2 separate regions of the Homo sapiens genome follow, and region 2 is linked to region 1. A link is an interaction called in ENCODE POLR2A ChIA-PET data of the cell type or tissue named here. Cell type or tissue: MCF 10A. All regions are shown on one strand. Links, peaks and the distances in the headings refer to the core of each region. The heading gives the core; the rest is flanking DNA.

Region 1 (16,553 bases), core at 3,305-11,304:
AAAGGTAAGGACCCAGTCCTGCCAGGATTCATCACCTGCTGACTAAAGAGCCCTCAGGCCCTGAATAACCATCAGCAAGACACCATGGGCCTTGGGTGAGATTCTGAGATGTGCTGGCTTCAGGTGAGACCCAGCACATTCCCAGCTATGGTGGCTTAGAGGAAAGATCCATTCTGCTTGAGAAAAGCAGAAAGAAAACTAAAGGGAACTTTGTCTTGCATCTTAGGTACCAGCTCAATGACAGTAATGTAGAGCACCAAGCAGGCTCTTGGGGTCCCCAATTCTAGGCATTTCTGGACCTGCCCTGGGCCAGAGGGGAGCCCACTGTGTTGAAAGGTGAGAGCCAGGCCTGGCAGTGTTCACTATAAGTTGACAGAGGAGCCCTTGGGCTTTAAGTGAACATCATTAGTACCCTGGCAGTAGTCCCCAAGGGCTTGTGATGGTGGCGGCCATGGGGAGAAGCTCCTCTGCCTGTAGAAAGAGGAAGGAAGTGTGGAAAGGACTTTGTCTCAGTGTTTGAGTTCCAGCTTAGGTGCAACAGAAAAAGCACCAGGTAGATTTTTAAGGTTTTTAACTTGAGTTCCTGCCTCTCAGACAGGATCTCTGGACCAACCAAGGGCCTGGGGGAACTTGCTACTCTGAAGGGAAGGACACAAGCCTGGCTGGCTTCACCACCTGCTGACTGTAGAGCCCTAAGGGTCTTAAGTGAACACAGGCAGTAGCCCTAAAGGTCTTAAGTGGGCCTGGGGAGAGACCCAGTGCTGTGCTGGTTTCAGGTCTGACTCAGCACAGTCCCAGTATTGGTGGCCACAGGGGTCCTTGTGTCACCCCACCCCTAGCTCTAGGAAGCTCAGTACAGGGAGACATTCCATATGTTTGCGAGAAAGTAAGGGAAGAGACCAAGAGTCTCTGCTTTGTAATCAAGAGAATTTTTCCACATCTTATTCAAGACCACCAAGGCAGTTCCTCTACAAGTTTGCAAGAATTACAGCATTACGAAGCTTGGGGTGCTCCCTAATGCTGATACAGTTTAGATCACAACACCCAATACCTTCAAATACTTGAAAAGCTTTCCTAAGGACAGGTACAAACAAGCCCAGACTGCAAAAGACTACAATAAATATCTAACTCTGTAGAGCCCAGACACTGAAAAACATCCACAAACATCAAGTCTATTCAGGAAAACATGACCTAACCACATGATCTAAATAAGGCACCAGGGACCATTTCTGGAGAGACAGAGATATGTGAGCTTTCAGACAGAGAATTCAAAATATCTGTGTTGGGGAAACTCAAAAAAATTCAAGATAACACAGAGAATAAATTCAGAATTATATCAGATAAATTTAATAAAGAAATTGAAATAAATTTTTTGAGACAGGGTCTTACTCTGTCACCCAGGTTGAAGTGCAGTGGCATGATCTCAGTTCCCTGAAGCCTTGGCCTCCAGGGTTCAAGCAATTCTTGTGCCTCAGCTTCCCAAGTAGCTGAGACTACAGGAATGCATCACCATGTCCAGCTAATTTTTGTATTTTTTTGGTAGAGACCGAGTTTCATCATGTTGACCAGGCTGGTCTTGAACTCCTGACCTCAAGTGATCTGCCCGCCTTGGCCTCCCAAAGTGCTGGGATTACAGGCACGAGCCACTGCACCTGGCCAACAAAGAGATTGAAACAATTTAAAAGAATCAAGCGGAAATTCTGGAGTTGAAAAATGAAATTGACATACTGAAGGATGCATCAGAGTCTCTCACCAGCAGAATTCATCAAGCAGAAGAGAGAATTAGTCAGCTTGATGGTGGGCTATTTGAAAATACATGGTCAGGGGAGACAAACGAAAAAAGAATAAAAAAGAATAAAGCACATCTACAAGATCTAGGATATAGCCTCAAAAGAACAAATCTGAGAGTTACTGGCCTGAAAGGCCAATAAAGAGAAAGAGATAGGGGTAGAAAATTTATCTGAAAGGATAGTAACAGAGACCCTCCCATGCCTAGAGAAAGATATCAATATTTAAGTACAAGAAGGTTATAGAACACTAAGCAGATTTAATCTATAGAAGACTATCTCAGTGCATTCAATAATCAAACTCCGAAAGGTCAAGGATAAAGAAAGTATCCTAAAAGCAGCAAGAGAAAAGAAACAAATAACATACAATGGAGCTCCAATACATCTGGCAGCAGACTTTTCAGTGGAAATCTTATCAGAGAGAGTGGCATGACATATTTAAAGTACTGAAGAAAAACTTTTACCCTAGAATAGCATATCTGGTGAAAATATCCTTCAAACATGAATTAGAAATAGACTTTCCCAGACAAACAAAACTTGAGTGATTTCATCAACACTAGACCCTTTCCTATAAGAAATACTAAAGGGAGTTCTTCAATCTGAAAGAAAGGAACATTAATAGCAATAAGCAATAGTCTTAAGGTACAAAACTCTTAGGTAATATTAAGTACACAGAAAGACACAGAATATTACAACACTGTAATTGTAGCGCGTAAACTACTCTTAAGTAGAATGACTAAAAGATGAACCACTCAAAAATAATAATGACTACAACCTTTCAAGACATAAACAGCACAATAAGACATAAAGATAAACAACAAAAAGTGAAAAAGTGGGGAGATGAAGTTAAAGCAATAGGGTTTTTATTATTTTTCTTTTTGTTTGTTTGTTTATGCAATCAGTGTTAAGTTGTTGTCAGTTTAAAATAATGGGTTATAAGATAGCATTTGCAGGCCTTGTGGTAACCTCAAATCAAAAAAATACATGACAGATACACACAAAATAAAAAGCAAAAAATCAAATCACACCATCAGAGAAAATCACCTTCACAGAAGACAGGAAGCAAGGAAGGAAGGAAAGAAATGAAAGAATACCACAAAACAACCAGAAAACAAATAATAAAATGACAGGAGTAAGTCCTTACTTATCAAATAAAATTGAATATTAATGGACTAAACTCTCCAATCAAAAGACAGAGTGGCTGAATGGATACAAAAACAAGACCCCATGATCTGTTTTCTATAAGAAACACACTTCACCTATAAAGACACACATAGATTGAAAATAAAGAGATGGAAAGAGGTATTCCATGCCAATGAAACGAAAAAAGAGGAGGAGCAGCTATACTTATATTGGACAAAGTACATTTCAAGTCAAAAACTATAAGAGACAAAGAAGGTCATTATATAATAATAAAAAGGTCAATTAAACAAGATGATATAACAACTGTAAATATATAGACACCCAACTTTGGAGTATTTATATACCCAGATATATTTATACACCCAGATATATAAAGCAACATATAAAGCTAAAGAGAGAGAGATAGGCCCCAATAAAATAATAGCTAGGGATTTCAGCACCCCACTTTCAGCTTTGGACAGGTCTTCTAGGGAAAAAAATCAACCAAGAAACATTGGGCTTAATCTGCACTATAGACCAAATGGATCCAACAGACATTTATAGAACATTTCATCCAACAGCTACAGAATATACATTCTTCTCAGCAAATGGATCATTCTCAGGGATAGACCATATATTAGGCCGCAAAACAAGTTGTAAAACATTCAAAAAATTGGAATAATATAAGGCATCTTCTCTGACCACAGTGGAATAAAACTAGAAATCAACAACAAGAAGAATCTTGGAAACTATACAAATACATAGAAATTAAATAATATGCTCCTGAATGACCAGTGAGTCAATAAAGAAATTAAGAAGGAAATTAAAAAGTTTCTTGAAACAAATGATAAAGGAAACAGAACATACCAAAACCTATTGGATATAGCAAAAGCAGTACTAAGAAGGAAGTTCATAGCCATAAGAGTCTACATCAAAAACAAGAAAAGCTTCGAGTAAATAACATAATGATGCCTCTTAACTAGAAAAACAAGAGCAAACCAAATCCAAAATTAGTAGAATCAAAGAAATAAGATCAGAGCAGAAATAAAAGAAATTGAAATGAAGAAAACAGTACAAAAAATCAACAAAACAAAAACTTGGTTTTTTGAAAAGATAAACAAAATTGACAAACGTTTAGCCAAACTAACTAAGAAAAAAGAGAGAAGCCCCAAATAAATAAAATCAGGGATGAAAAAGGGAGACATTACAACCAATACCACAGAAACTCAAAAGACCATTAGTGGCTACTATGAGCAACTATAAGCCAATAAATTGGAAAATCTAGAAGAAATGGATAAATTTCTAGACACACACAATTGCCCCCAAGATTGAATCATGAAGAAATCCAAAACCTGAACAGACCAATAACAAATAATAAGACCAAAGCCATAATAAAATGTTTCCCAGCAGAGAAGCCTGGGACCTGATGACTTCACTGCTGAATTCTATCAAACATTTAAAGAAAAATTAATACCAATCCTACTCAAACTATTCCAAAAAAATAGAGGAGGAGAGAACACTTCCAAACTCATTTTACAAGGCTCTGATACCCAAACTAGACAAAGGCATCATAAAAATAAAACTACAGGCCAATATCCCTGAAGAATACTGATGCAAAAATCCCCAACAAAATGCTAGCAAACCGAATTCAACAGCACATTATTATAACAAGATCATTCATCATGACCAAGTGGATATCCTGGGATGGAAGGATGGTTCAACACATGCAAATCAATCAATGTAATACACAATATCAACAGAAAGAAGGACAAAAACCAAATGATCATTTTAATTGACAATGAAAAAGCATTTGATAAAATTCAACATCCCTTCATGATATTAGGTTGGTGCAAAAGTAATTGCAGTTTTTGCCATTACTTTTAATTGTGAAACCTCAATTATTTTTGCACCAACCCAACATAAAAAAAATGGGTATAGCAGGAACATACCTCAACATAATAAAAGCCATATACAACAGACCTACAGCTAGTATTATACTGAATGGGGAAAAACTGAAAGCCTTTCCTCTAAGACCTGAAACACAAGTATGCCCACTTTCACCACTGTTATTCAGCATAGTACTGAAAATCCTAGCTAGAGCCATCAGGCAAGAGAAAGAAATAAAAGAAATAAAACATATATGAATTGGAAAGGAAGAAGTCAAATTATTCTGTTTTCAGATGATATAATTTTATATTTGTAAAAACCTAAAAACTCTACAAAAAAACTATTAGAACTGATAAGCAAATTCAGTAAAGTTACATTTCTATATGCCAACAATGAACAATCTAAAAAAGAAATCAAGCCATTTACAATAGCTACAAATAAAATAAAATACCTAGAAATTAATTTAACCAAAGATATGAAAGAGCTATACAATGAGAACTATAAAACATGTATGTAAGAAATTAAAGAGAACACCAAAAAATGGAAAGATATTCCACATTCACGGACTGGAAAACTAATATTGTTAAAATGTTCATACTGCCCAAAGCAATCTACAGATTCAGTGTAATCCCTATCAAAATACCAATGACATTCTTCACAGACATAGAAAAAAAAAAACAAACTTAAAATTTATAAATCACTAAAGACTCAGAATAGCCAGAACTATCCTGAGCACAAAAGAACAAAACTGGAGGAATCACATTACCTGACTTCAAATTATACTACAGAGCTGTAGTAACTAAAATAGCATGGTACAAGCATAAAAACAGACACATAGACCAATGGAACAGAACAGAGAACCCAGAAACAAAATGATACATCTACAGTGAACTCAGTTTCAACAAAAGTACCAAGAACATACATTGGGGAAAGGACAGTCTCTTCAATAAATGATGCTGGGAAAACTGGATATGCATATGCAGAAGAGTGAAACTAGAATGATATCTCTCACCATATACAAAAATAAAATAAAAGTGGATTAAAGATTTAAATCTAAGAACTAAAATTATGAAACTACTAAAAAATATTGGGGGAAACTCTCCCCCCAGAATATTGGACTGGGCAAAGATTTCTTGTGTAATATTCCACAAGCACAGGCAACCAAAGCAAAAATGGGCAAGTGGGATCACATCAAGTTAAAAACCTGCTGCATAACAAAGGAAACAATCAACAAGGTGAAAAGACAACCCACAGCATGGGAGAAAACATTTGAAAAGTACCCATTTGACAGAGATTAATAACCAGAATATATAAGGAGTTCAAACAACTCTATAGGAAAAAATCTAATAATCTAATGTTTTAAATGGCCAAAAGGTCTGAACAGACATTTCTCAAAAGAAGAGATACAAATTGCAAACAGGTATATAAAAAGATGCTCAACATCATTGATCATCAGAGAAACATAAATCAAAACTACAGTGAGATATCATCTCATTCCAGTTAAAATGGTTTTTATTCAAAAGACAGGCAATAACAGATGATGGCAAGGATGTGGAGTAAAGGGAATCCTCATACACGGTTGGTGGGAATGTAAATTAGTACAAGCACTATGGAGAACCGTTTGGAGGGTCCTCAAAAACTAAAATAGAGTCACCATATGATCCAGCAAACCCACTTCTAGGTATATACCCAAAAGAAAGGAAATCAGTATATCGAAGAGATACCTACAGCATTGTTCACAATAGCCAGGACTTGGAACCAACCTAAGTGTCCATAAACAAACAAATGGATAAAGAAAATGTTACATATATTTTTAAAAAGAATGAGATCCTGTCATTTGCAACAACATGGATGGAACTGGAGGCCATCATGTTAAGTGAATTAAGCCAGGCACAGAAAGACAAACTGTACATGTTCTCACTTATCTGTGGGAGCTAAAAAGTGAAACAATTGAATTCACAGGGATAGAGGGCAGACGGATGGTTACCAGAAGCTGGGAAAGGTATTGGGGCAGGGGTAGTGGAGAGCAAGTGGGGATTGTTAATAGGTACAAAAAATGGTTAGAAAGAATGAATAAGACCTACTATTTGATAGCACAACAGGGTGACTATAGTCAGTAATAATTTAATTGTACATGTTAAAATAATGAAAAGAGTACAACTGGATTGTTTATAACACAAAAGATAAATGCTTGAGGTAATGGATACCTCATTTACCCTAATGTGATTATTATGCATTGCATACTTGTGTCAAAATATCTCATGTACCCCACAAATATATACACCTACTATGTACCCACAAAAACTAAAAATAAATTTTTAAAAATTCCTTCTGTAAAAGTACAAAACAGCTCTTATTACAGTATGACATGTTTTTAGCATCATGATATTGGAAGTCCACTTCCAAGAAGAAAAACTACGTTTTTCAGATGAATTACCCTGTCAGCTGAAGAATCACAAGGTTCATACATTTGGAAAGGACAGCTTTATTTCTCACAAAAGGCTGCAACCTGCAGGGTGGCCATTCTGACACGCTGGGAAGTGTAACCTCTGGCCAGAAGCCAGAAACAGGCACTTCAAGGTAGTGCTGAAAGAAACGGGAATTTATGCTGAGCAGAGTGGCTGAAAATACCTTTTTATTAGGCTGTAGGAGGAGTCATGAATATTTATTAAAGGAGAAACATGTGCTTCACAATTGAGCTTTATGCCTCTTCATGAATTCCCTGTACAAAAAATTGTGGCATTAGCATGATCTGAGAGTGGAGTTTTCAGCCCCCTAATGTCAAAAGATGAAGGGGAGGACACAAATGCCCTGGCTGTGCACCCTGCATAGATTGGCCAGAACCACTTCATGGTTGTTGGTCTCTTATCAGGAAGGGATTTATGGTTTAACTGGTGAGCTGTCATGTTGAAACTGCAATGTGGGAAAGGGAGTCCTGTGGCAGCCTCAGAGGACTGGCTAAAGTTGACAAAGTAATGAGTCATCCATTTCTCATTTTCCAGAGCTGGTTTCTGCTTACTTACGCCTTAGGAAAGAATTCTGGTTAAAGGTTAGAAGGAATGGGGCATACTGAGGCATGTTCGACCTGCTAGCCCATCATGGCCAGGAACTCAGTTTCTAAGGTTTCTCTGGAGTCCCCTGGGCCAAGAGATGGTGTGTTCAGTCAGTTGGAGAAGCTTAGGACTTTATTTTTATTTCTCAACCCATATTAAAGAATTGATTCTATTAACCTCAAAAGTCAAATACTCATACATAAAGTCCTTGAAAAGGCTCATTCAGAATCACATGCTTATGCGTAAATTTCTCTGATTAAGGCTTCTTTGTTTAAAGAGCCAACATTCAAGGAAAAAGTTTTAAAACTATTCCATAATTTTTACAATTTTCTTAGTTGTCAGATTTGTATCTGCATTGTCTTCTATGATTTTTACTATAAATATAATTACATGAGAATGGAGTGTTTCTTAGAAGTGACCACTTATGATATTAGTCTCCATTTAAACATTTCTTCCCATGTGATACAAATATATTTCCATATTTATTGTGTCAGTATATTTGTTACTCTCATGAAGCAAACAGAATGCCAATTAAATGCAAATAGCAGGATTTAAGTGATTAGATGTGATGAGGAACTACTTAAATCACACATAAAGATTTGACAAATAAGAATCTAGTAAATGTTTGAAGAAAAGCAAAGGGGGTAATGATAGGTTATGTGTCTCAAAAGAATGGTTTGAATAGCATAGATTAAGAGATGCCCTTCGAAAAAGTGAAGTGCCCTCTAATATTTAGGCAAAATAACCCTATTTGTGAAGGTACTGCAAAAATCAACAGTGAAATAAAGGACTTGATATTGTGCCCCTCTTACAGCTTTGTCAACAAAAATCGTAACATTCAAATCCAAACACTTGATTTATTCCTGGTTCATTCTAAGATTTGGTAAAGACTTACAAATGTAATCAAATTTGTTTTAAATATTGGTTTGAGCCACAATAAGTGCCATTTTTAATAAATTTTACACAGTAGGGTTTAACATAATATAAGATAAAATAAGCTTATTTTCTTGATTGGTTTCATTTCTCATGATAAAATCCTAATACAATATTTTGGTTTGTTTCCAGTTTCCAATGGATTCATTTTAAATGGATATTTTTTAGTAGCAATTATCCTTGGCTATTTTGTCTACATTTGGGTTTACAAAGGCATTGGGAAGGCAAAAATGAAATCTACCAACCACTTGCAACATTGCTTCAATGGAGAAAAGTTATTGTGAGGTCCAAACGATGAATTGCAAGTAAATTTTTGCAGTCAGCCTATATTTTATTTTTTAGCTAACAGTATGCTAAAAAGTTGTGATTATGACATACTGTAAATGTTTTCAGTAGAAGCACACTCAGCACTTTGAGAGGCCAAGGCAGGAGGTTCACTTGAGGTGAGGAGTTCTCGACCAGCCTGGGCGACACAGCAAGACCTTGTCTCTATAAAAAAAATTTGAAAAGTTAACCGGGTGTGGTGGTGCATGTTTGTATTCTCAGCTACTTGGGAGGCTGAGGTGGGAGGATTGCTTGAACCCAGGAGTTCAAGGCTGCAATGAGTCATGATCGCACCACTGCACTCTCGCCTAAGTGACAGAGTAAAACTAACACTGTCTCAAAGAAAGAAAGAAACACACCAGAATGTGAATTTTCAAGTCAGTGTAGGTGTTCTCAAAGTCATCAGCCTCAGAGGTTATATAGACATTTTAACAATAGGGGCATAGTCCCTAACAGTTGTTGGGTCTCCTCTGGAATTGCCCTGGAAAATTCTGTGGCTATAATTCCTTCTACTCTTTTTTTTTTTTTTTTTTTTGGCAGAGTCATACTCTGTCACCCAGGCTGGAGTGCAGTGGTGCAATCTCAGCTCATTGCAACCTCTGCCTCCTGGGTTTAAGCAATTCTCGTGCCTCAGCCTTCCGAGGTAGCTGGGATTACAGGCATGTGGCACCATGCCCGGCTACTTTTTGTAATTTCAGTAGAGACTGGTTTTCACCATGTTGGCCAGGCTGGTCGCAAACTCCTGGCCTTAAGCCATCTGCCTGTCTCAGCCTCCCAAAGTGCTGGGATTACAGGCGTGAGCCACTGCACCGTTTTTTACTGTCATTTGAGTTGGCAAATATTCATCCACTGAAGGTGGGGGTTGGTTTTAATAAGTAAACAGGTAAATAAGTAAATAAGCTGGGCAATACATATGAGAGTGTAGAAAAGCATAAATACTACTCATATTTTACTTGTGGCTGCACCATGATTGCAGACCCTCTGTACTCATTATACTGGCCCCCTTTTTAATATATATTGGCCATATATATAGCCAATAGCAATTGGCCAAAAGGCTAGGGGCACAGGAAGTCTCAAATATTTGCTGAATGTTGAATACATGAATGATCTGATTCCCTCTTTAGAACCATCATTCACATATATAGTGAAGTAGGAATAGCTCATAGTTAGGGAACAAAGAAAGTAAAACATAGTTTTTTTTCCCAATACAATTTCTTTTATCCATCCTGCCACTTTATTCCATCCCAGTATTTTTTGCTTGTTGAATATCTCTAAGCTGTGCCAGATTCCCCTGGTCTCTTTCCCACAGAAGTCCTGATCTACTCCTAACTGCAGGAGTTGGGGCTTTGTCTAGTTTTGATTAACCAGTCTGTTTAAAATTGTTCTGTTTTCTTTGAAGAATAAAATGACTGTTTGCTTATCCTTAAGAATACTAGGACCATGGATAGGCGGAAATGGTTGTAATTTTATCATCATGCCAAAGGGAAAAAAAAAGTTTTCTCATACATACTTGTGTCATTTGCATTTGGAAAAAGGAGTGGAACATTGTGAAGGATCTACAATGTGAGGTCCACAGAACAACTAGTTCCTAGTTCAATCAGGTCATTATCTGGTAATTTTGTCTGCAATTTATTGGTGAAGTGGGTAAAATGGTGAAACAGAGTGATATATTATGTGTGGATCTGAAAGGATCTCTAAAAATAATCTGGCACAACAACTTGTAATAAAGGAGAAAATGCCTGCGGTGCAGAAAGGATAATCCTCTTTACCACACAGCACGTTAGTTAAGGACATGGCTTTGGAACCAAAGCATGGCTCTTCCTCTAACCAGCTATGTGACCCTGGATAGGAATCTTACATTTCTTCTGCTTTAGTTGCCTTGCACTTGGGGTTGTAAGAATTGAATTGTCAACTAATGAATGATGAGGTTCAAAAATTTGGAAAGGAGAGCTTTATTTCTCATAAAGAGTTGCAGCTGGCAGGGTGGCCATTCTGATAGGCCAGAAGCCAGCAACCAACACTTTGAGGGTCAGAAGAATAAGACAGGGATTGATGCTGAATGGGGTGGCCAAGCATAAGTATTCAATAAACTATAGGAGAAGTCATGAGTATTTATGAAAGGAGAAACATATACTTGAGCTTCTTGTTTCTCCATGGGACCGATGTTCAAAAACTGGTGGCATTAGCATGATCTGAGGGTAAAGTTTTCAGCTCTGTGACATCAAAAGGTGAAGCAGAGAACACAAAAACCCTCAGTGCATCATCCCTAGATGGGCAAGAACCACTCCATAGTTGGTTGTCTCTTATCAGGAAGGAAGGCTGGTCGGTTGTGTCAAAACCACTAAACGGAGGGACAGCGTCAGGCAGTTGGTTGAAAGCAGTGATGGTCTTTGGAAAAGGCTGGTGTCTGCTTATCCTTTAGGAAAGAAAACTTAATGGCAGTGAGCCAGGGAGGGATTATAATGAGGCATTACAGACCTCACATCCTATCATTGCCCAGAACTCAGCTTCCAAGGTTTCTCTGGGGTCCCCTTGGCCAAGGTGGGGGTCAGTTCTGTTGGTTGGGGGGCTGAGAATTTTACTTTCATTTCTCAAAATGAATTAAGCTCAATAAGCACTTAACATATAGAAAGTGCCTTCAAAATGGTATCATTTATTATTAGTATCATTATTGTTGCTGCTCTTATTTTCCTAGGTCACATAGCCAGTTTCAAGGTATCTCACAATACTTATATTCAACAAATATTTATTAGGCACCTACTTGTTCCAAACACTGTTCTGTGCACTGGGGATATATTAACAAACAAAAACAACAGATTCCTGCCCTTGGAGAGCTTCCATTTTAGTAAGGAGAGACAGATCAATTATAAACCTGATAACTAAGAGAAATTTTCAGTAAATCAGAAGATGACTATCACAATGGAGAAAAGGATAACTATGAGGGTGGAGAGACAGGAAACTAAACACTGGGGACCCTGAGTGAGGGGTAGGGCAGAGAATACAAAATAGAGTAGACTTCATTGAGAGGGTGACATTTGAGTTAAATGTAGACCTGAAGAAGGGGAAGTAGGTAGTCATGAAGATATTTGAGGGAAGAGGATTCTAGGCAAGAGAAAGAGTTAGTGCAAGGGCCTTAAGGTGTAAACATGACTGGTATGCACAAGGAGCAGCAGGAAGGAAAGACTAGCTGGAGTAATGTGAGCAAGAGAGAGGAGTAGGAGATAAGAGAAAACACATAATGGGAGGTGAGATCCCTAAGGAGCTTTGAAAGCTGTAGAAAGAACTATAGCTTTTATTCTGTATGAAATAGAAATAGAGTTTCCTGATCCCCCTCGCAGATGTGTGACAGGAGTGTGGCTCACCTGTTCAGTCGCCACTGCTGCTCAAACCCTTGAGGGGAGGCAGAGCACACAGACAGACAAGTGCAGGAGGCCAAGTGGGCATGTGTTACAGTGTGCCCTTTTAGCACTGCCATCTGCAGATGGTTTCAGTGTTAGCTGGCTCAATGGACCCTTTGCCTTTTTGCAAGGGCAGAGGGCCAGCATGACAGCTTTCTGTTTCCCAAGTTCTTGCCCAGCGTCCTGGAACTATCAGGTCACATATGGGCTTGAAGGATGAATGTGGGGTTTTATTCAGTGGTGGAGGTGGCTCTCACCAGGATGGCTGGGGAGCTGGAAAGGGGATGGAGTGGGAAATTATCTTCCCCTGAAGTTTGGCCGCCCAGCAGCTGAACTCCTCTCTGACTGCCCCCAGCCGAACTCCTCCTGGCATTCAAACGTTCCTCTTCTCTCTTTTTCTGCTGCATCATTCTGCCATTCATCTGCTTGTCTCGTCTCCTTGTCTACTCATCTGCTTCTGGAGCCTGGGGTTCAGGGTTTATATGGGTACAGAATAGGGAGCCATGGCGGGCCAAAAGGCAACTTTTTGGGCACAAAAACAGAAATGCCTGTTCCCACTTAGGGCCACAGGTCTCCAGGCTTGAGGGTGAGGCCTTTGCCAGGGAACTGCCCTCTTCCTGTCTCCTGTCCATATCATCCCCACTCTGAAGAGGCACATCTAACTGCCATTAGAATATGGACCATGACCAATCTTAGCTACTTCCTGCTGACAGGGGGTGTTGTTTGGGGAAAAAGGCAGTCAGATTTCTCCCAGAGGTCTAAGGGTCCCCAGCAAAAGGGAGCCATTGTCTGATGCTCCAGTTGCCTGACCATTTGGAGTTTGATGACCTCTAGATGAGAGAGAGAAAAAAACAAGTTTTATAAGGTTAAGTGTGCATGGATTAAACATGTGTATTATACAAGGAAAGAATCTAGTGCCAAAGATTACAGAAATAAGAAGTAAGATATACTATTTATTCTGAAAACACTATTGTGCCCCATAGTATGGAACAGAACAAGGGTAAGAACAGCAGGCATAGACAAGACTGTAAGGAGGATATCCATGGAAGGTTAGTTATTGCCATTTATCTTTTGTGATTTTTAGCTTGAGGCCCCCGATCTCTTCACATTGGTACTTTGAGTGCCCTCCTGGGTCAACAGAGGTGACTCCACTGGCTTCCCAGGCCTTTACTCGGGTGCAATGAATCCAAGAGTCTATTCCAGTGACCTTCACTGCCGTAGGAGTAGAAAGAAGTACAATGTAGAGTCCCTCCTAACCTGGGCCTATAGAAGGAGAAAGGGACGGAAGTACCTTTACTAGCACTAGGTCCCCTGGGTTGCATAGAGGTGGCCCTGGTACACAGAACTGGGCCTCCGACAGTTGTTTCAGTTCCTATTGGAAATGGACCAAATATATTATGTGCCTAATTAAATCAGAGGTTACTTGGTCTAACAAGAAATCATTGGTGAGAAAAGACCAACCATACATCATTTCAAAGGGACTGAAACTTAGCTTTGAAGGAGTATTTCTAATACTTAACAGGGGCTATGGGGAAAAGGGTAGGCCAGGGGAGATGAGTCTCCTGAGACAGTTTCCCGAGGTACCTTTTGATAATATCATTTGTCTTTTCTATCTTTCCTGAGGATTGTGGTCTCCAGGCACAATGAAGATGGTACTGTATACCTAGTGCTTTTGAGACCCCCCTGAGTGACAGCTGCCTTGAATGAGGGGCTATCATTGCTCTGGAGGTATTTAGGAAGTCCAAAACAAGGAATTATCTCACTGATCAGTAATTTTATTACCTCAGAGGCTTTCTTTGTCTGACATGGAAATGTTTCTACCCAGTTAGTGAAAGTATCTATTCATAATAGGAGGTACTGCATGTACCTTTCCTTTGGCATATGGGTGAATCCATTTGCCAGTTTTCCCCTGGGTAGCCTCCTATCCTTTGGGTTCCTGGGAGAATAAGCTGTCAATTAAGGGGATTGTTTTCAAGGCAGGTCTTGCAAGTATTAATGACCTGTTGAACCATTTGTATCAGGTTTTTACCTGAGAATAATCTCTGGGCCAGTTGATAGGTTTTATCCTTACCTAGGTGGAAGGCCTGGTGAAGGCTTTTAAGAACTTTCCATGGGTTGGCAGCTGGTGGATGAAGCTTACTATCCTCTGATTATAGCCATCCTGAGGACTGCAGGATGTATCCCTAAGAGGTGGCCCATTCTATTTCCACAAGAGAATATTGAGGTTTTATTTCTATCACGGGGCACTCCCAGATCAGTGGGACTTCAAATGGGTCAGAGACCTGGGGCCCACTTGCTGCTGATTAAACTGCTTGGTCTGCCAGCCTATTTCCCTCAACTATTTCATCTGTCCCTCTTTGGCAGTCTTTACAATGTATTATTGCCACTTCCTGTGGGAGGAAAACTGAGGATAATAGTCTATTAATTTTCTGATTATATTTAATAGGAGACCCATTAGCTATGAGGAAGTTCCTCTTTCCAGATAGTGGTATGGGCATCGAGGACCAGGAAAGCATACTTAGAATCAATATAAAAGTTAACGTTTTTCCTTTGCTTAATTCGAGCACCCTCGTGAGGGTGATTAGTTCAACTAGCTGACCATTTGTGCCCAAGGAGAGAGGTGCACTCTCAACAACATCATTCAGAGTAACTATTGCATACCCTGCTCTGTGAGTTCCTTTTTCTACAAAAAAAACTTCCGTCCATAAACGGAATCCAGTCTGGGTTATCTAAGGGGGTTTCCTTGAGGTTCTCTCTGGCTGCATAGGTTTGTACTACTATTTGCTAGCAGTCATGTTCAAGTTCCCTGGATTCCTCTTGGAGGAAGGTGGCTGGATTTAGGGACAGGTTCTTAATTAGAAGGACTGCAGAACTTTCTAATAACAGAGCTTGGTATCTGAGGAGGTGGTTTTCTGTTAGCCAGAGACTCCCCTTAGAAGACAGTAGTCCTGCCACATTATGTGGGATATAAACGGTTAAGTTATTCCCCGTGGTTAACTTATTAGCCTCTGGTACCAGCAAGGCTATTGCTGTGAATGCCCAGAGTCAGGCTAGCCATCATGTGGCTACCAAATCAAGCTCCTTACTCAGGTAGCCTACATGCTGCTGGGCTGAACTCCAGGTCTGTGTTAGAACTCCCAGTGCCATTACTTTTCTCTGATACATAAAGCTTAAATGTTTTCCCTATGGGGAGACTTAGGGCTGGTGCCTTAAGCAAGGCTTGTTTTAGTTGGTCAAAGGCCTTTTTAGCCTCTGGTTCCCAAATTAGACAGTGAGATTTAGCTGTCTGAGTCTCCTTTATTAGGTGAAATAGGGACAAGCTATTTCACTGTACCCAGGTATCCATGGTCTGCAGAATCCTGTAATGTGTAAGAATTCCCTCAGTTTCTTGAGGGTTTTAGGGAAGGGAAAGGAGGAGATGGGCTTAATCCTCTCTTTGTCCAATGCCCTGGCCCTCTCTGACAAAGCCAGACCTAGGTATTTCACTGAAGTCTGAGATACCTGAGCATTAGATTTTGAAACCTTATATCCTCTGTTAGTCAGAAAGTTAAGAAGGGCCTTACTGCCCTCCTAAGAGATTTCCTCAGTTGGAGCGCAGAGAAGGTCATCCATGTATTGTAAAACTTTAACCTGAGGATAAAGGAATTCAGAGAGGTCTCTCAATAATGCCTGGCCAAACAAGGTGGGGCTGTCTCGGAACCCCTGAGGTAACAGTGTTCTGGGTGGTTTGGTTAGAGGGATCCTTAAATGCAAACAAACACTAGGAGTCAGTGTGTAAAGGTGTGCAGAAGAAGGTATCCTTTAGTTCCAGAACTGTGAACCATTTAGTCCCCTCAGGTATTTGAATTAGTGGGGTATATGGATTGGTAACCACTGGATGTATTGGAACCACAGCCTCATTAACAAGGTGGAGGTCCTGAACTAGTCTTCATCCTTGTTGGGTTTTTGTACCCCCAATATTGGGGTATTACAAGAGCTGTTGCAGGGTTTGAGGAGGCTCTACATCTTCAAGTCATCAATGATGGCTTCTAGTCCTTTCCTAACTTCTG
Region 2 (10,128 bases), core at 1-8,000, 120 kb after region 1:
AAATTTAAAAATTAGTTATCTAATGAAATAAGACTGATGTTTATTAAATAATATGACATAGTAAAATATTACTTATTTCTCTTGGAAACTATGTATTGTCCCGTATACTGATGAAATTATATATATTTTATCAAATTGATGCCTGTAGTTTTAGTGAAGTTCCCAGAAACTATTTTCTAATGAAATTCTGTTTTTTGACAGAGTCTCACTCTGTCGCCCAGGATGGTGTGTAGTGGTGTGATTTCAGCTCACTGCAACCTGCCGCTCCTGTGCTCAAGTGAGTCTCCCACCTTAGCCTCCCAAGTAGCTGGGACTACAGGGATGGGCCACCACGCCTGGCTAATTTTTGTATTTTTAGTAGAGATGAGGTTTCACCATGTTGGCCAGGCTGGTCTCAAACTCCTGGCCTCAAGTGATCCGCCCACCTCAGCCTTCCAAAGTGCTGGGATTACAGGCGTGAGGCACTACACCTGGCCCTAATAAAATTCTTAACCAATTTATCCCCATTATCCTACCCATTCCTCTCAAATTACAGCTATTTACTTTTAAAATTAAAATATAAATGATTAATTACAAGAAGAAATATACAAAAGGAAATTAATTACAACAGGAAATAAAAGAAAAAATGATACCACGCACAAAGCAGGGGCAAAGCTGCCTTCAATTTTTTAGGACTCACTTTAAGACAGAATGTCTAGAACTCGAGCAACACTGGTCTTGAGACATTTCTTTAAAACTATCAATTGCAGGGACCCCCACTCCCATCCCCACCCCACTGTGTTCCCATACTGTCAGCATTCCCCTGAGGCTTGGTTATCCTCAACCCCTAGACTAAGACACCAAGGCAAAATGGCATTGTTGCTGGAGCACAAAAATCCTACCAGACAAGAGACAAGCTAAGATTGGATAAAGGGTAGAAATGAGAGGGGTATAAATGACTCCTGGCCAGATATCCAACCCACCATGATTAGACCGGTACTCTGCAAAGGACTTTCAGGCCAAACCTCCCCTAGAACTCTTAAGAGATAAACAAATGGTCTCCATTTTTATTTCCAGTGTATTGATTCCAAATTCCCTGGGACGCAGTATAAATCCAAGAGTATTATACCACAAACCCATGGGGGAGAGAAACAAGTTATCTTTGCTGATCTTTGCTTTTATTACTAAGTTAGACCTTCTGATTGGACACTCTTCCTCTTCACTTTTGCCAGGTCCACAACTTCATGCAGATGTTGGAGACAAAGTCAAAATTATCTTTAAAAACATGGCCACAAGGCCCTACTCAATACATGCCCATGGGGTACAAACAGAGAGTTCTACAGTTACTCCAACATTACCAGGTACTCACGGGGGCGGGGGTGGGGGTGGTGCATTTTAACAGGCTGTACAGCCTTTCCACAGATTACTCTCATCATAGAGAGTCTGGACCAAGAAAGTGAAAAGGGAGGTAGTTGTGAAGAGGGGATGCAAGGAGGTGTCTGTGTGTATGCAAGTACATGCACATGCTTGTACTAAAAAAAAAAGTCCACAGGAGAGCTTAAGAGAAAAACCTGAAGGTAGTAGACATCTATGAATCCTCAAGCGTGAATCAGAGAGATGCTGTCTCCTCGCTCAGCTAGAACACAGCTCAAATGGCATCTACCACACCATATGTGGCTGGATGTTCCCATGCCTGTCTCTAGCACATGTGGTTCTAAGGGCCAGAGGCTGCCACTTGGAACTCTAAATTCCCCCTATCTAGTACAGTATCTGGCATATATTAGGAGATCATCAAATGTTTCTTTAATAAACATAGAGTAAAATCTTGAACAGATTATATACATAGGTGAGCATTTTCTTTAATAAGAACCATATTTTTCTTCTATTAGTTGTAAAGTTGGCTTCCAGGAAAATACTATTTCTCAATAACTTAGCAGGGTGTAGCAAGGGTGCTATTTTAGGTAGAGAGGTCAGGAGGGCTTCCTTGAGGAGGTGGCATTGCTGAAAACACCTAAAGTTTGAGAAGTAATGAAATTCAGGTAATTGTGCACGAATTGATTCTAGGCCCCGAAGACAGGAGCAATGCCTGGTGTGTGTGAGCAGCAGCAAGGCAGCCAGAGGCTAAAGAAAAGCACACAAGGGACAGAATGCTAGAGATGAGATCCAGGGAGAGCAGGGGCCAGATGGAGTAGGGAGGACCTCAGACTCGAGATTTAAGACTGATGTTCTGATGGACACCTTTTAAGGGGCTGTTGGTGATGTGTGGTTAAGTGACCCTAAGGGGGCAAGGACAGAATCTGGGGTCAGTTAAGGACCACTGCAATAATCTGGGTAAAATCATCATCATCATCATCATCATCGAGATTTGGAATATGGTGGAAGCGGCTGAAGTGGTGAGATGTTATCATATTCTGGTTCCATTTTAAAGGTGGTACTAAAAGGACCTGCTGGAAAATGGGCACTAGGGAGTGTTAGGGAAGAGAGGAGTCAAGCATGACCCCAAGGTTTTGGGCACTGACCACTGGTGGAAGAGCAGGTTGTAAAGGGGTGTGGAAAAGAGAAGAAAATGTTATTTTGCAGCTTATGAGAATAAGTAAAAGCAGAGATGGCCAGACAGTAATATGTGCAGGTGGTGAATCAATACTTTATATTCTAGTGAAATTTTCTGCTTAGAAAAAGGGTGAGGACATAGGAACAGCTCAGACTGAGGCTTGAAGAAAAAGTAAGACGTCTACCACATCACTTGAGACCATCTCTGTTGTCTTGCTTGATTCTCTAGTGAATGTCTGTTGGACTCTGGCAGGTTAGTGTGATAGCATGAATATGTAATGGTGTGGTCTAAATAAATGGGATGGAAAATGAGTGTGGCTGGGATTGGTGAGTGGGCATGGCCAAAAGTTGAGGCCTGTGAGCAGTTGCACAGGAAGCCCTGAGGTGAATGGAAACGCAGATCAGACTGGAGAAAAGCCTAGAGCACATGGGAAAAGGGTAAGAGCCTTGGCAAAGCAGGAGGGTGAAGCAACTGGTCGTCTTCAAAATGCCAAGGCCGAGGGTGTGGTTATGTCCTGTATGTGGGAGTAGTGACAAAACAGCACATGGTGTGATAGAATGAGATGGACTGGAGGGGGAGGTAAACATAACTGTGTCAAGTCGGTGACTCATGAGATCAAGAGGTCTAACGGCTCCTCGCCAGGAATCATGAGCTCACTAAGGATGATCATGAGAGAGGACAAGGAAAGGAAGCCAATGCTGAAGCTGAGGGAATTACACAAAATAGTCCAGATACACACATGCAGAGATTACGGGAAAGGTGCCAGCCACTGGGGAAAAATCACTTGGTATCTGAAGAGAAAAAAGTATATTAGGAAAACACACTTCAAGCTAAGAAGAGATTGGTTGCAAAGTTTTTTCAAATTGTAATATTGAAGTACACACCTCCTAGCTTTGTGGTATGGCAAGTGGGTTATAGCTAATTTAAAATTAACCCAAAAAATGACAAAATTTTGTCTTCCAGTTCATCTTAAAACTAAATTCCTGAAAACAATCTTGAGTACCACAATTTTTAAAAACTAATTACACTGACATTTCCAGTTCCTGGGTCCTAGTTATCAAGGCTGTGTGTGTGTGTGTGTGTGTGTGTGTGTGTGTGTGTGTACAATATAAACCAAATACAACCAGATCCATTAACACTTGATGAATTTAGGTGAAACTCTCACTTACGTATGGAAAATCCCAGAAAGATCTGGAGCTGGAACAGAGGATTCTGCTTGTATTCCATGGGCTTATTATTCAACTGTGGATCAAGTTAAGGTAAAATACAAATCATTTGTTTTGTGACACTTCCCAAAATAGACACACAATTGAAGGAAGACAAGGTTAGTGTTTTCCTGTGGTCCAATTCTACGTTAAAATCCTAGGAAAATAAACTGTTTGCAATCTACTTTAGCAACTATGCTGCTACCTATGACACACAAGACAAAAATCTAACATTTCCTAATATGATACAGCTCAAAGGCCTTTCAAGATATTTGGGAAGTTTAGATTTTTGTCTTGTGGGTCACAGGTAGCCACTGAAAAATTGACCAAGAATGGCAGTATATTTGCATTTCAGATCCTTCATTCTGGTGGAATGAAGGAAGGCTTGGAGGGGGAAGAGACTGGAGGTTGGGAGGCCGTTGTAATACGTGAGGCAAATTTCAAGGACCTCTACTGTAAGGAGGGAGAAAAGAAATGGAGTCGGTTATAGATAGGTGGGTGAAGTGCCTGAGTGAGCCGGGGGAAGTAGCTCCTTGATAATTCAGTGTTCTGGCTCAAACAAATGAGTAAATCTGGTATTTGTGGTCCTATTTATTATTACACATTTCATTCATCTATGGATTTTTAGGGACTGCCATAGCGCTTGGCTCACACTCAAGAGTTCATGAGTTTATGGAACAAACCAACACTGTTCATTTGGGATTCTTTTAAAATCACTGCTCATTAGCTGAGCTAATTTTTGCCTCTGCAGACATTTCTGTTATGTCAGCATCACCCACATGACCTACCTACTACTCACCATTGTTCCAATTTAACTACTTCAAGTGAAAAGTTACTAAATTGGCAGTACCACATTGGGCAAAGTCTGTTACTTCAATTGGTCTCTCCAAAATTCCTGAGGCCCTGGGTGCAAAGTCTCAGTTCTCTGAAATCCTGACCTAATTCACAAGGGTTACTGAAGATTTTTCTTGTTTCCAGGACCTCTACAGTGGATTAATTGGCCCCCTGATTGTTTGTCGAAGACCTTACTTGAAAGTATTCAATCCCAGAAGGAAACTGGAATTTGCCCTTCTGTTTCTAGTTTTTGATGAGAATGAATCTTGGTACTTAGATGACAACATCAAAACATACTCTGATCACCCCGAGAAAGTAAACAAAGATGATGAGGAATTCATAGAAAGCAATAAAATGCATGGTATGTCACATTATTCTAAAACAATTTTTCTACTTTTTTATCATTTTCTCTTTCAAATAAAATTATTTTGGAGACCATTCATTTGTTTTGTCTTAAAATAAACCACTTCTGCCTCACTTTGTATGTCAGGTAGAATCCTGTTCAAAACAAAAAGGGGACTATGTTCAAAATCATTTGCTAATTTATTTTCCAATTCCAAAATCTCATTTCCTTTGAAATAATCCAAAACTAAGATTAAGGCTTTTGGTGCAAAGTGCCTAGAAAAGCAATGTGATATTATTGACTTTAAAGTATCCATTTCTCTCATTTGTAGTAAAATAAGTCCTATTACATCAAAAAGATTCTTTACATTAACCTAATAATCATATTTTCTTTGAAATAGCTATTGGTTTAAAATATCCTGAAAAGTAACATAAAACCATATGCTTTCCCTAGCTATTAATGGAAGAATGTTTGGAAACCTACAAGGCCTCACAATGCACGTGGGAGATGAAGTCAACTGGTATCTGATGGGAATGGGCAATGAAATAGACTTACACACTGTACATTTTCACGGCCATAGCTTCCAATACAAGGTAAGAGCTATCCATGGCAATTACTCTTGCTCTGTTTGAAAATGTTTTAATACAAGTGAAGAAAATATTTTCTCAGAGAGACTTATGAAAAAAAGCTGCAAAGAGTACAGCCGGTGCTTCATATCCGTGGATTCCCCACCCAGGATTCAATCATGGATTGAAAATATTCAGGAAAAAATAATTCCACTAAGTTCCAAAAAGCAAAACTTGGATCTGCTGCACTGAGTACTATGTTGAATCCATGCAAATGAAATGATATGTAGGCACTGTATTAGGTATTATAATAATCTAGAGATGATTTAAAGTATATGGAAGGATGTGCATAAGTTAAATGGAAATATGCCATTTTATATAAGGGACTTGAGCATCCATGGATTTTGGTATGGGGGCATTCCTGAAACCAATCCTCCATAGATACTGAGGGATGCCTATATAAGGCACAGCAATTTCAATTGACACACTAGCCTTTGTTACACATTGAGCTCTTCCTAGGATTTGCATTTTTAACTGAATTTTCATGGAGTTCTGCTCAGATTCCTGATTAAGGCAACTGAGCGGAATTGCTAACAAAGAGGGTAGGAATGTTCACATAATGATGGATGAGAGTAGAGACCACAACAAGACTTTATTATAACCCTTGCCCTGCCTGTTCTAAGTTCTGTATCTTAAATGGCCCATGGTGAGCAAGATCAGTTAGGTGACAAGCAACTGGTCTGTACATCTCAATCTTACTTCTATTCTTTCTCAGTACTGATTTCAGCAGAAGCCAGTGGCCCTCCTGGAAATGCTTTTTCCTTATGCTTTGGGCTAATTTAGAAAAGGCAGAAGTTATCAAAAAGCATACTGCAGAAAGCCTGTTTTGTTACCTGCATTTTGTTTTACATAGATATATTGTATTCTTAGTGGGCTTTCAATTCTATCCTTGCAGAAATAGACTATTGTCACCCAACTACTGTTTCCAGCCGAGACTCCCTGAAGTGCCTCTGGTTTTTGTCGTTTTCATCAGCCTCCTTTTCTGCTTCCTTTATTATTTACCTTGACTTAAAGCTTCAGACAAGCTAGGACAGATTCAGGCAAAAGTGAGGCTAGGGCTGAAATGGGGCCACAGCTGAGTTCCTTTTGTGTAGCTTAAGTGCTATGACAAACAGGCAAACCAGAATCAAGGTACAGGAGGTTTGTAGGTAGTCCTGATTGATGAATTCATTCTCATCACATCTTTCTTTCACACCCACTTGATGTGGATACCAAAGACTTATTAGGAATACAAAAACCACATTTTACCATTTGTATTAAACACAGAAACGAGCTCGATTTTTTAAAAACAGATTTATCCATTTTTTCAATATCCCTGAGCTGAACATTAACAAATGACATGAGTGAACTCTCATATACAATATTATACATTATTTGTCATTTTTCTAATTAAGCACAGGGGAGTTTATAGTTCTGATGTCTTTGACATTTTCCCTGGAACATACCAAACCCTAGAAATGTTTCCAAGAACACCTGGAATTTGGTTACTCCACTGCCATGTGACCGACCACATTCATGCTGGAATGGAAACCACTTACACCGTTCTACAAAATGAAGGTGAATATCCAGGTAGTAATTCTAGAAGCCATATATAAAAGATATAACTAAAGGAACTACTTTGCCTAAATACTTCCCCCAATATGATGCATCAATATGAAGCATTTGTGAATCTGCTGCCCTGATTTCTTCCTTCTCTACCTCCAAACAGGATTTTTTTCCTGCTAAATGGTGAGGGATACTGCTCATTTCCTGACAGCCAGTACTTGTAACAGCACCAGTCATTTCTAAGTTAATACAAATGTGTAATTATACTTAAAGCTGATATAAGGGAGTAGTCATGTTATTTACCAAGAAACAAACCATTATTTACATAAGACACATTTAGAATCTAATTTCTTTCTTAACAAAAAACAATTTTTTTTCTAGGTGGCACCTCCATGTAAGAGAAGCCCAAGACAACCCCAAATAATATAATTTCAAATAGGCAGTGTCTTTTCTGTGCTTCCAAGGGGAAGGAGGAACCTTACCGATAATTGTTTGTGAAAGATCCAGGGAAGAAACAAAATTTAAATGCACTGCTCCCCAACCCCTGCAATAACCCTCCCCATGTGTAGGTACACACACACACACACACACACACACTTAAAATGGAGAAAAATGAACAGTTTTTTTGGTAAGATTCCTGCACTGTGGCTGCAGGCTTTGGTCTTTCCTGGGTCTTTCGAGTTGAGGATTGTTGTAATTAGAAATGGTAAATTCAAAGGGAGGAAATTATGTAAAGAAAACCAATCTATGTCTTTCCTCCCTAAAATGGGGAAAAAGGGAACATACAAATGAAGAAAATATAAATGTAAATATATTTGAAGATTTAAAAAGCCCTGAAAGGTTAACCTTTAGTGCAAATGGAAAGTTTTAATTTCTGCTCCTGGGTCTTACACAAACAACTTACATCATGAAAAACTATTTCCATTAATGCCCTTTTTATTAGAGCAGTCACTGATAACACTAGAATATCAAAGACTCTAACAGACAAGCCACTAAATTTAACGCCAATAACTTGAACAAAGTGAAGAGAGCCAAATATGAGAAAGAAAACTTTAGTCTTTAAATAACACTTGCAACCATGTGGTTACATGTGGTTGCATGTAAACCACACAAAAGGATGGTCTTGCTCAAAAAAATAATGGTGAGTAAGTAACATGGAGGCATTTGGGGAATTCATGTGTGCAAATGCCTGGCATGCAGAGTATGGCACTACAGGGTAACCCTACACACACAGCCACAGAGAAGATTCCTCCTGTGTAACAACCGTGAAAGAAGAGGGAGATTACTGCTTGGTTAAGAAAGGCGAGATAGTTTTTAAAGCTATAGTAAAAATTACAGAACAAATAGCAAATATGAAGTAAAAATCAACACTAGATAAAAAATTAAAGAGAAATTTGACTTTTGCAAAGAGAAAAGGTATTGCATGAGACTGAAAGCAGCAGACTGAATAAAAAAAGATAGTTTGAACTATCTTTGGCCCATAAAATCAGTGGCCATGTTTATCAGTCTGAATCATCTTTAAATAAGTCCAATAAAGCTTTGAGCAAGTTTACATTAATTATGAGTCTTAGAAAAGCCTGCTTAGCTTTAAATTTCTTACAGGCAGGGACTATATATTCTGTATTTCTAGCTAAGTACCCAAATCCAATACAATAGTTTGCTTACTGAATGTATAACAACATATTAATTCAATGAAGAGAAACTTTTGAAACTTTTTTGACATAATTTCAGATTCCCATATACCTTTCACCCAGATTCCCCAAATATTAATGATGTGCGTAGCCACATTGGCTTTCTCATTCTTTTCCCTATCTCCCTCTCATGCTCACCCTCTATATGTACACACACAGACGTGTATAGATACACATACAACTATCTTTCCTAAAAACAAGAATATTCTTGTACATGACCACAATACAATGATCGAAATTAGAAAAGCAACAATGATTTAAAAACTAGAGATCTTCAAATTTCGCTAATAATCCTAATCATGTTCTTTACAGAAAAAGAAAATCCCGGATCATGTACTGCATTGTTGCCATGTCTTTTAAGTCTCCTTTACTCTGAATAATTCCTTAATAAAGGGCACTTTGTAGAATGTCCTTCAATTTGAGTTTGTCTAATGTTTCCTTATGATTAGATTTAGGTTATGCACTTTTGGCAAGACTATCATGGCATGATGTTGTGTTTTTCTTAGTACACCATATCAGGAGGCACAAGATATTGATCAGTTCTATTACTGGTTATGTTAACTTCAAGCTTTGGTTAAGATGGTGTCTGCCAGGTGTCTCCATTGTAAAGTTATTCATTTTCCCTTTACAATTAATAAAGATCTTGTAGGGAAGAAAGTAATCTTTCTTTAAATAAAGCAGCAATAGAATGAGAGATTTTTAAACATATAAAAAGCAGAAAAATATAAATGAATCAGGAGTAAAGTAACATTAAAAATTGGAATACATTTAAAGAACCATCTACTAATTTCTAACCATATATTATTTTTAATAATGGTCTTAAAATTTCTTTTTCTATAGACACCAAATCTGGCTGAATGAAATAAATTGGTGATAAGTGGAAAAAAGAGAAAAACCAATGATTCATAACAATGTATGTGAAAGTGTAAAATAGAATGTTACTTTGGAATGACTATAAACATTAAAAGAAGACTGGAAGCATACAACTTTGTACATTTGTGGGGGAAAACTATTAATTTTTTGCAAATGGAAAGATCAACAGACTATATAATGATACATGACTGACACTTGTACACTAGGTAATAAAACTGATTCATACAGTCTAATGATATCACCGCTGTTAGGGTTTTATAAAACTGCATTTAAAAAAAGATCTATGACCAGATATTCTCCTGGGTGCTCCTCAAAGGAACACTATTAAGGTTCATTGAAATGTTTTCAATCATTGCCTTCCCATTGATCCTTCTAACATGCTGTTGACATCACACCTAATATTCAGAGGGAATGGGCAAGGTATGAGGGAAGGAAATAAAAAATAAAATAAATAAAATAGAATGACACAAATTTGAGTTTT

What was found. ChIA-PET counts read pairs that join two places held together with the same protein. Peaks named below come from ENCODE experiments on the same cell type or tissue, not always from the same donor. Only the 100,000 strongest peaks of a DNase experiment are listed, where the experiment ranks them.
Region 2: POLR2A ChIA-PET joins it to region 1 with 11 read pairs; 2 of 35 experiments call an interaction of 5 or more read pairs at or near these places.

The regions. Positions count from the first base shown.
Region 1 is chr3:149,291,515-149,308,067 of GRCh38, reverse strand. The region is part of intron 1 of TM4SF18-AS1 (TM4SF18 antisense RNA 1); the gene reads right to left. Among named protein-coding and RNA genes, the nearest start is that of TM4SF18-AS1, 15 kb to the right of the region's middle. In MCF 10A, for the core only: no CTCF peak of the experiment used is centred there; DNase peaks (open chromatin) are centred at 7,737, 9,377 and 9,787.
Region 2 is chr3:149,173,217-149,183,344 of GRCh38, reverse strand. It overlaps CP (ceruloplasmin), which reads left to right. Exons shown (of 19, transcript NM_000096.4): 14 at 1,212-1,340; 15 at 3,683-3,789; 16 at 4,714-4,930; 17 at 5,366-5,505; 18 at 6,933-7,095; 19 at 9,615-10,128. The coding sequence ends at 9,631. It overlaps HPS3 (HPS3 biogenesis of lysosomal organelles complex 2 subunit 1), which reads right to left. Exons shown (of 17, transcript NM_032383.5): 17 at 9,613-10,128. Among named protein-coding and RNA genes, the nearest start is that of CP, 44 kb to the left of the region's middle. In MCF 10A, for the core only: no CTCF peak of the experiment used is centred there; a DNase peak (open chromatin) is centred at 3,114.